Linked DNA regions of Homo sapiens: region 2 is linked to region 1. Evidence: chromatin loops called from intact Hi-C (ENCODE). Cell type or tissue: GM12878. All regions are shown on one strand. Links, peaks and the distances in the headings refer to the core of each region. The heading gives the core; the rest is flanking DNA. Region 1 has its middle 3.2 kb from the start of DYNC1H1. Region 2 overlaps PPP2R5C (protein phosphatase 2 regulatory subunit B'gamma).

Region 1 (5,376 bases), core at 271-5,270:
TATTAGATATAGACCGGGAGATTGAGGATACTTTTCAGAGGGGGAGGAGATGAGGGGCGTGCTCAGAGAGTCCCATTGCCAGGCTGGAAACGGACAGCTGGGGAGGGGGCCTTCGGGGCAGTGTAAGGTTAAGCCAGGAATGACACCTTCACTGTACGTAAAGCCAAGCTGTGATGGGATCTGGTTCCTAATGACAAAAATCATTGTCCCCGAGGACGCTGTGAGGACCAAGAGGGAGACCTACTGAGAACAGCTACCTCCAGCAATGGCTCTCCTCCAGCCCCCTAGAGCTGGCACTGTCATTCTGTGGGCCTCAGTATCTGGGTCCGTACAAGGCAGGGGCTGGGTTGCCTGCCCACCAAGTTTCCCCCTAGTTCGGACCCACCACGACCTCCTCCCCTACACCATGACTACATAAGAGCCAGAATCCAGGCTGCCCAGCTGGGTGCGGTGGCTCACACCTGTAATCCTAGCATTTTGAGAGGCTGAGATGGGAGGATTGCTTGAGGCCAGAAGTTCCAAGACCAGCCTGGTCAACCTAGCGAGACCCTATATCTATGTGTATTTAAAAATTAAGAATTTTGTAAAATAATAAAAATAATAGAATCCAGGCTGCCCATCTTTGTAGTTTAGAGATGGTAGGTTCTTCTAAGGGGTAGTAATTGGCCTTTGAAAGTTCACATTCATAACTTCTTTCTTAAGTTGGGTGGAGAGAGGGAAGCCAATGGCGTTTTTTTTTTTTTTGGTTTTTTTGTTTTTTTTAAACATCAAAGTGCACTGTCAGAGTGCCGAGTCCTGATTGGTGGAATGATGATGGTATGATTTGATTCTCCCAAATCATCTTTGAAAAACTGTGAAACATACAATAAGCTTATTCCTTGCCTAATTACCGGTTGCTGGGTCCCAGGGGGTTGCTGGAACACGGAGACTAATCAGATGATTCTTGTCTTTAAGGAGCATGTGGAAGAGGGGACAGATGAATACCCCATCTTCCTGCTCTCCATCAGTCCGCCCTGGTGTGATGTGCCTAAGCAGTTCCGAGTAATCTTCCTGGAAAAAATAAATAGGCAACTGCGATGAGTTTGTGCAAGGATCCTAATGGTAATGAATAATAATAACACACCACTGACAGCGAACGCTGAGTGTTCACTGCGTGCTAGGCACCATGCAGAGGGTTTCCCCTCACATGTACTTTAGGGGTAGAAAGAGGGACAAAGAGGAAAGTCTATTAGGTGCAGATCTGTGAACTCTGAATAGGCCATCCACCATCTGAGACTCAGAAACCTGCAGGGACCTGGCCGATGGGCAGGCTGCATGCTGGCTGCACCATGAGTCAGCACCAGACTGGGAGACGCAGCCACTCAGGGATCCAAGGGACTCAAACATCTGCAACCTGGCCCCAGGCCAAGAGAACAAACTGCAGGCTCCGGATTTGCGGCCCTGTAGGATAGGCTCAAAATGAAACATGTTTGTTATTTCTAAGTGGATGGGAACTGAAAGAACCCGAACAATCAGTGTACAAGGATTCATGAATGGACCAAACATGCTTGCTTTTTGTTCTTGAAAGATGTTTGTTGTATTTAATATATAACGAGAAGAGTGGTCAACGCTGACTGGGTGCTGAGCACTTTAAGTGCATTACCTGGGTGGCTGGCTGGGCTGTGCCAGGGTTGAAGGGTGTGGGGAGCTTCTTTCAAGGTGCCCCTTCTGCCTCCTGGCACAGGACTCTGGCTCCAGCACACCCCAAGCTGACCCTGGTGGGGGTAGGGCCCCTCACCCAAACCTGGCCTCTCCCGTCTCTTGTTCTGCTGCCTCAGCTTTCTCCTGTCTGTGGTAGAGTCTGCTTGGACAGACTCTGGGCAGGGCAGGGGGCAGGGCAAGCTGGAGAGAGAATTCGTTCTAGGTTGATGTGGGATGATAGTGGCTGGTAGGGCGCTTGTATCCTATTGGAAATCCATGATGAGATCCCATTCATTCCCACCCTTCTCTTAACAATGTCTCCTTAAGTCCAAGTCTCAAGTCGGGTGCCCAGTTTCATACCATCCTTCCTCTCCCTCTCACAACCTTCGGGCAGGACCAACCCCCTCAGAGGAACCCCTGCTGCCCCAGCCCTTTCAGGCTCTGTGCCCAGGATCTCCCCTCCACTCCCTGGAAATTCCACATTTGGCCAGGTGTGGTGGTGCACACCCTTGTTCCCAGCTACTCAAAAGGTTGAGGTGGAGGTCGAGGCTGCAGTGAGCTGTGATCTCACTACTGCACTCCAGCCTGTGCAAGAGAGTGAGACCCCGTCTCTAAATAATAATAATAATAATAATAATAATAATAATAATAAATTTAAAGAAAAAGAATTTCCATCTTGGGCTCATTCGTTCATTCATTCATCCCCACTTGTGAGAGCAGGGAGGTCTAAGCTTCTCGGGATTCTCAGCACCAGCGGGGCCTGGACCAAAGCGTGCACTTGGTTGGTGGGTGTGAAACTAATGCCTTACCCCGAGGAAGGGGCGCTGGCGGTGGCCGTGGGGACACGGGGTGCACTGTGGATCAAGACCTTCCTGGCCACATCTCTGGGGCTGTCAGGGTGCTGCTGGAGGGCAAGGCTGGGACTTCACAGGTTCGCAGGGCTGCAGGACGCTTTCTGAGGAAGCTCATTCCAGGATCCACCCCCTTTCTGTCTTGATTCCTTGTCAAATGAGCCTCAGGGTGAGGCTTGAACCAGATCTGGTTCCTGGAGGCTTCGACCCCAGCAGGTTGGAGTTTGAAGCGCGTGGTGAGAACGGAACGGTCTCTTGGCGCCGTCTAGTGGCAGCAAAGGATGTGTCGCATGGAATTTTCTTCTGCTTGTAGGGGACCCACCTCCCCAGCCTGCTGCCCATCCATCCTGGTGACAGCAGGCTCACCTGCCCAAGGTCACCTGGCTTGCTTGTCCAGGGTCACAGAACAAGTAATGACAATGAAAATGCCAGCATGCACCCCACTGCCCATGGGGAAGATGTTAGTGAATCTTGTCTCTACCTGGGCAGACAATTCCCACCTGGCTCTCCTGACCCCTGGATTAACCCAGGCTGCCTGCAGACCCTCAAAACCTCTGACACCGCCCTGGCCCTTCCCTCTGGTAGTGTGTGGCCCCTTCTCTTACCAAAGGCTGTCGGTGTCCCCAGCCAGGACCACTACTCCCTGGGTGTGCTGCCTCCATCTCCTCTCAGGGTTATCACCTCTGAAATTCTCCCCTCGCTCCCAGATGTTCTCTCTCTCTCCTAGATTTTTTCCACCGATGTCTGAGCTATTCTATCCCTTCTTTAAAGGAAAAGAAGGAAGCCCTACCGTAGCCCACTGCCAGCACCTCTCCACTGCTTTGCTGCCCTTTCCAGCAAAACTCCTTGAGAATAAGCATATGTGGGCACTGCCTTTCCCACCCCATCCCCACATTCATGGGCAGGCACTCTTGGCAAGGTCACCAGTGACTTCCGCGTGGCCAAATCCAGTGACTAGTTCTCAGTCCTCATCTTGCTTGACCCGTGGACACACTGATGCAGCCGGCACTCCCTCCTTCTCTGAACACCACCTTCACCTGGCTTTTGGTGGCCGCACTCTCCAGATCCTCCTCGTCACCAAGGTTCCTTCTCAGTCTCCTCTGCTGGATCCTGCTCTTCGCGACCTCTGAAGGTTGGAGGGGCCCAAGGCTTGGCCCTCAGGCTGGTTTGTGTTCTATCAGCACGCCCTCTCCAGCGCCCTCTAGCCTTGGATTTTCTTTTTTCTTTCTTTCTTTTCTTTCTTTTTTTTTTTTTTGAGATGGAGTTTCGCTCTTGTTGCCCAGGCTGGAGTGCAATGGCTCGATCTCCGCTCATCGCAACCTCTGCCTCCCGAGTTCAAGCGATTCTCCTGCCTCAGCCTCCCAAGTAGCTGGAATTATAGGCATGTGCCACCACACGTGGCTAATTTTGTATTTTTAGTAGAAACGGGGTTTCTCCATGTTGGTCAGGCTGGTCTCGAGCTCCCGACCTCAGGTGATCCGCCCGCCTCAGTCTCCCAAAGTGCTGGGATAACAGGTGTGAGCCACCGCACCCGGCCCTTTTCTTTTTTTTTTTTTGAGACAGGATCTCACTCTGTCAACCTAGCTGGAGTGCAGTGGCACAATCGTGGCTCACTGCAGCCTCGACCTCCCTCCCAGCCTCAAATAATCCTCCCACCTCAGCCTCCTGAGTAGCTGGGACTACAGGCACATGCCACCACACCTAGGTAATTTTTGTTTGCTTGTTATTTTTTGTAGAGATGAGGTTTTGCCAAGTTTCTCAGTCTGGTCTCAAATTCCTGGGCTCAAGGAGCCTCCTGCCTCAGCCTCCCAGAGTTCTGGGATTACAGGCATGAGCCACTATCCCCACCCAAGCCTTCCTTGGATTTTCAATACAGCCATGCCTTGAATCCCAACCTTAGAAGGCGGTGTTCTGCTGTTGTTGGGTGGAATGTTCTAAGAAATGTCAATTAGGCCATGTTGGTTGACAGTGTTCAAGTGTTCTTATCTTTATTGGCTGAGCATGGTGGCTCATGCCAGTAGCCCCAGCACTTTGGGAGGCTGAGGCAGGAGGATTGCTTCAGACTAGGAGTTTGAGGTTGCAGTGAGTTATGATTGCACCACTGCACTCCAGTCTGGGTGACAGAGACCCTGTCTCTATTTTTTAAAAAAATACTAAAATAAATATTCATTTAGTACATTCTAACTTAAAACATTAGAAACGCTGAGAATTTTTTTTTTTTTTTTTTTGAGACAGGGCCTCACTCTGTCACCCAGGCTGGAGTGCAGTGGCACAATCTCGGCTCACTGCAACCTCCGCCTCCCAGGTTCAAGCGATTCTCCTGCCTCAGCCCCCTGAGTAGCTGGGATTACAGATGCATGCCACCATGCCTGGCTAATTTTTTTTTTTTTTTGTATTTTTAGTAGAGACGGGGTTTTGCCGTGTTGGCCAAGCTGGTCTCGAACTCCTGACCTCAAGTGATCTGCCTGCCTTGGCCTCCTAAAGTGCTGGGATTACAGGCAAGAGCCACCACGCCCGGCCTGGGCTGAGCATCTTCTTCCAGGCCCTGGTGAGTTGCCACGCTGCTTTCTAGTTGGAGTAGCTTCCAACATTTTATCCTTTGCACTTCCAGAGTTTCAAAATATCTCCCAGAGTTCCTTTCATGTGAGATTTTTTTGCTGGTATCACACCCCCTAGGATATCATCATCCTTCTCATCTCAACTGTTTCCTTATTTCTGTGGACAGGCTGCCCTCACTCAACCCCTCTAGCTGCACTGCTGGAGCCCCTCGTTGGTGGCAGCATCCATGTTCTCTCCTGCAACTGTTTCCTCTATGACCTCACTTATATTTGATTGGAATGTCCTC
Region 2 (5,376 bases), core at 208-5,207, 190 kb after region 1:
CTGGCACCTCAAAGCAAATTCTCTGCAGTTTAGTCTCTAGGGGCCAAAAGTCACAAGAGCCAGCTCCCAGCCAAGGCCTCTAAAGCAAGTGGTCAGATGACAAGCCCACCCACAGCCAGCTGTGCCAGTGCCTCATCTTTGCCTGTGTGAACAAAGAAACCCTTCATCTGAGAAGCAAAGTCTTCCAGTTGGTCTCCTTGTTCAGCTCTTGCCCCTCGTTCCCACATAGCAGCTAGGAAGATCCTCTTACTTCCCTACTCAAAACACCCCAGTGGCTTCCCATGACCCTCAGAATAAAAACTCAAAGCCCAACCAGACTCAGTGGTTCATGTCTGTAATCCCAGCACTTCGGAAGGCCGAGGTAGGAGGATCGCTTGAGGCCAGGAGTTTCAGACTAGCCTGGCTGACACAGTGAGACCCCTTCTCTACAAAAAAATCCAAATATCAGCTGAGCATGGTGGTGTGCACCTGTATCTCAGCCACTTGGGAGGCTGAGGAGGGAGGATTGCTTGAGCCCAGTAGTTCAAGGCTGCAGTGAGCTAGGACTGCACCACTGCACTCCAGCCTGGGCAACAGAGTGAGACCCTGTCTCTAAAAACAAAACCCCAAAACAACTCCCCCTCCCTGCCAAAATCCCAAAACCCTGTCTAGGCAGGCTGTTTATAAGATCTTACCCTACCTTGTCTGTGCTCGGCTCCCTACCTCCATCCCTCCTGCTCTGCCTACCCTCACTTTTCCTTAGTCAACTGAACACCTGGCAGTGGACACGGCAAACTCACTTCCTCCATGGGGCCTTTGCACTAGCTGCTGCCTCTGGCTGAATGAATATCTTGCCCTAGATCTTTGCACTGTGGCCTCCTTCTTGACATTCACATTTCACTTTTCATGTCATCTGCTTGGTGAGACCATCCTTGACCACCTGAAGCAGCCTCCCAATCTCCAGCAGAGGGGCTGCCAGAGGGTCCTGTCCACCAGTGGTGTGTGGAGCTATGTGAGTGGTTTTGGTTGTCATCATGGTATTGAGATCCCCAGGGCCATTGCTCTGCAAAGGTGAGACGCTCTCACGCCCAATGTCACTAGTGCCCCGCAGAAAACACCTGCAGCTCCACACTCCACTTCTGTGCCCTCACTGGAGGCAAACTCCACGAGTGCAGGAACTCTGCACCCGCAATGGTGCTCAGCACATGCCAGGTCTCAGAATGAACCTGCTGGATGACTGAGAATGAAGGAATCCCCTGGAGGGAAGCCGCAATGTCAGAGAAATCGGCCAAGATAAACAGGAACATGATACCGAGAGAGGGTATGATCCCTCCAGGGGACAGAAGGGGGACCTGACTCCAGAGCCCAGCCTCTGCCACATTGCACAGCTTCCGTGTTCTGGACAGTGGCCCCATTCATAATCAGCAGGACAAAGTGGCTGTGCTCTGTGAAGCAGGTCTGAGAATGGGAGGAAGGTGAAGGGAGAACCTTGATTTCCGTATTACTTTATTTTTTACTTATTTATTTTTTGAGGCGGAGTTGCATTCTGTCACCCAGGCTGGAGTGCAGTGGCGCAATCTTGGCTCACTGCAACCTCTGCCTCCTGGGTTTCAGGGATTCTCCTGCCTCAGCCTCCTGAATAGCTGGGACTGCAGGTGCATGCCACCACACTCGGCTTTTAAAAAAAATTTTTAATAGAGATGCGGTTTCACCATTTTGGCCAGGCTGGTCTCGAACTCCTGATCTTAGGTGATCCACCCGACTCGGCCTCCCAAAGTGCCAGGATTACAGGCGTGAGCCACTGCACCCAGCCGCATTACTTTATTTTTTAACCCAAAATAAATTTTGTGTTTTGAACCCAAAATAAATAAATAAATAAGAGAAAATGTCTATAAAGAAAGACTAGGAGGACAAAAGGTCGTGACTGCTCTTGGGTCTGTCCAAGTCCCGCTCCTATGGGCAATGGAGTCTTTCTCGTGTGGGTATCAGGTGTAGGCCAACCACAGACCAAGCAGTAGACAGGGCCTCCCTCTCGTCTCACCATGCATTCCCTCTTCTTCTTGCCCTCCTCTTTCCTTAATTTTATCTACTTCCTTCTCTTTTGCCAATATAAGTCTTCTCTTCCTTTAAATTTAACCTTAAATTTGATATTTCATATTAAGAAGATTGATAGGTAACAAAATAAGTTCAATTAAATTAAATACACTCCCATAAGAATTATTTTGGAAAATACTGGTAGGGTCTGAAGTAGCTCTGTCCAGCAGAACTTTCTGTGAAGCTGCAAATGTTCCACATCTGCTGGTCAACAGAGTAGCTGCTGGCCACATGTGGCTACTGAGCACTTGAAATGTGGCCCGTGCAACTGAGGGACTGAATTATTTACATAATTTTAATTTTCATTAATTTAAATTTAAATTTAAAATAGCCATATGCAGCAAACAACAAACATCTTGGCCAGGGCAGGTCTAACCCCTTCAGAGCCCCTTAGTAATTTGATATTACCACCGGGCCATGCCAGCCCTTGGTCAGAGCTAACACCTGCAGGCTGCAGGGTATCTGAAATTAATCTCTTGGGGGCCATTTTTGTGTTGTTGTTGAGATGGAGTCTCACTCTGTCACCCAGGCTGGAGTGCAGTGGTGTGATCTCAGCTCACTGCAACCTCTGCCGCCCAGGTTTTCAAGCAATTCTTATGCCTCAGCCTCCCGAGTAGCTGGGATTACAGATGCCTGCCACCAAGCCCAGCTAATTTTTGTAGTTTTAGTAGAGATAGGGTTTCACCATCTTGGCCAGGCTGGTCTTGACTCCTGACCTCATGATCCACCCGCCTGGGCCTCCCAAAGTGCTGGGATTACAGGCATGAGCCACCGTGCCCAGCTGCTCAATCTTATATTAAGGAAATATATACAAGATAGTGTGGTGGCACACACCTGTAATCCCAGCTACTTGGGAGGCTGAGGCAGGAGAATAGCTTGAACCCAGGAGGCGGAGGTTGTGGTGAGCCAAGATCGCACCACTGCACTCCAGCCTGGGCGACAGGGTGAGACTCTGTCTCAAAAAAATACACACACACACACACACACACACACACACACACACACACACGAGATGAAGAAAAAGCCAAATGCCCTTAATAAAGCATTTTTTTCCCCTTCTGGAGAGCTTAATTTCTAGGCTTGTTCTCTCACTCCCCCAGGTGGAGAACATGAAGATGACAACGCTGTTTGGATTTGGGAAGCAGCACTTCCTTCACTGCAGGAGCACTGGAGAGTCTCTGCTTAAAACAACATACTGATAGGAACGTGTGAGGTGATTAGAGAGGACACTGTGCTAAACCAGACACCGCTGTGCCCTGCCCTTTGGCAGGTACCCAGTGTTTAAGGAAACACTGGAGACCCATCTTCGAATTGAAATATTCCAGATGAATCTTCCCTGTGATTTAGGAAAACATCACCGCATTTCATGTTGGTGGCAGACTGACTCACTCAGCTCCGCTAAGGATGCAGGTGGAAACCTTTCCACCATCACATGGCAGGGCTATAAGTTGCCATTCACCCTGCTGTTGCTTTAATGTAGGAACTTTGAGCTTCTTTCTTGAACTGGAAAATTTTAGATTTCATATCATTTGCTTGATGAGCTCTTTCTAGAATTGCATATACCGTAGCGAAGCTTTTACTGAAGAGGGAGAGGAATGCTGATCTTATCTATTGGCTTTAACCATGATACACACCCTAGGGTCCAATGTGCTTTCTGGAACTCCATAATTTTATGGTAAGCCCGTGTCTCCCTAGACGCTTTAAAGCATCTGATTTTCTCACCCAAAGCTCCAGGTGGCTCTTTACATGAAATGGGTTCCATCTTGTCCCATCCACTCAAGGACAATAAGATCTAACTGAGTGGGGGCCAAGTTACTCCCAAGTACACTGGATGTCCAGAAGCAACAGGTGCTACACTTCAAAAATGATGGAAACAGCCACTACTTCAGTTCCTAACAGGTCTTTATCTCCTCAATCCTCAACACAGTGCTCGCACAGAACAAGACATGCTCAAAACAAACCCTATCTTATAAAACATATTAAATATATATGTAGCTATGCTCTACTGAGAAACATTCCCAAAATAAATTAAGAAACACAAAGCATAAAAGATCACAGAGAAACCTTTACAGTCACTGCCACATAATGACATTTCAGATAACAACAGACTGCACAAATGATGGTGGTGCCTTAGATTGTAACACCATATTTTTATGGTATCTTTTCTATGTTTAGATATACAAATTCTTGCCATTGTGTTACAGGTGCCTACAGGGTTCAGTTAAATGACATGCTGTACAGGTGTGTAGCCTGGAGTGACAGGCTATTCCATATGCCCTAGGTGTGTAGCAGACTACCACCTAGGTTTGTGTTAAGCACATGCCATCATGTTTACAAAACAACAACATTGCCTAACAACACAGCTCTCAGAACGTACCCCCTCATTAAGTGATGCATAACTGTATTTAAATGGAAATCTTATTTTGAAGTGCTTTAATTAAAATAAGATCTTATGAGGCTATACTTTTTACCACTGACCTTTTAACCAAGATCTTATGAGACTACACTTTTTTCCACTGAATATGTAAAAGAAAACTAAGAAAAAAACCAAAATACTCTACTTTTTAAAATTTTCCCAAGACATTAGAAAAAAACCTAAGTACCATAATCTTCTGCTTTAGTATACTGTTATTTATTTAAAATGAATTACACTGAATAAAAATTCTACATTAGAGTTCCCTTATTGGATCAAAAAAGTGATAAATAAGCCTCTTAATAAACAAGTTTTTTATTGTTGTTGCTAATTTACAGTATCAGAAAAATCAGCAACCTAACTGACTTCAAGGTCTCCTTTTCAGTACTTTTAAAACCCACCAACTCAATACTTCTTGACTCTAGGCCCTAATATATATGGCAAGATCAAAGAAGACTCGAGCTCAACTGATGCCTTCAAGGACTGCATCTAGCTAGGAAGGCAAGTCACAGGGGAACGAAGGTCATCTAACACAGTGTACATGACACAGAACTGCATACAGCCAGCCGCTGGTCTAGTAAGTAATTGCTATAAGCATTTAAAATATGGAAGACACACAGTCCAAGATGGTGAGAAACAGCTTCGCTGAAGTTTCTGGATAGATGAGCTTGAGTTGGAGCTAAAAAGATGAAAGGGGCTGGGCACAGTGGCTCACGCCTGTAATCCCAGCACTTTGGGAGGCCGAGGCAGGTGGATCATGAGGTCAGGAGACCGAGACCATCCTGGCTAACACAGTGAAACCCTGTCTCTACTAAAAATACAAAAAATGAGCCGGGCGTGGTGGCGGGCGCCTGTAGTCCCAGCTACTCGGGAGGCTGAGGCAGGAGAAT

The links. Peaks named below come from ENCODE experiments on the same cell type or tissue, not always from the same donor. Only the 100,000 strongest peaks of a DNase experiment are listed, where the experiment ranks them.
Region 2: it touches region 1 in a loop (3-fold over the local background); 53 of 110 quality-filtered maps call a loop at or near these places.

The regions. Positions count from the first base shown.
Region 1 is chr14:101,958,689-101,964,064 of GRCh38, reverse strand. No RefSeq gene overlaps it. Among named protein-coding and RNA genes, the nearest start is that of DYNC1H1, 3.2 kb to the left of the region's middle. RefSeq lists an enhancer at 2,622-2,681 and a silencer at 2,604-2,780. In GM12878, for the core only: CTCF peaks have their summits at 2,789 (motif pointing left) and 3,709; a DNase peak (open chromatin) is centred at 2,784.
Region 2 is chr14:101,768,929-101,774,304 of GRCh38, reverse strand. The region is part of intron 2 of PPP2R5C (protein phosphatase 2 regulatory subunit B'gamma); the gene reads right to left. Among named protein-coding and RNA genes, the nearest start is that of PPP2R5C, 9.9 kb to the right of the region's middle. In GM12878, for the core only: a CTCF peak has its summit at 3,176; a DNase peak (open chromatin) is centred at 3,153.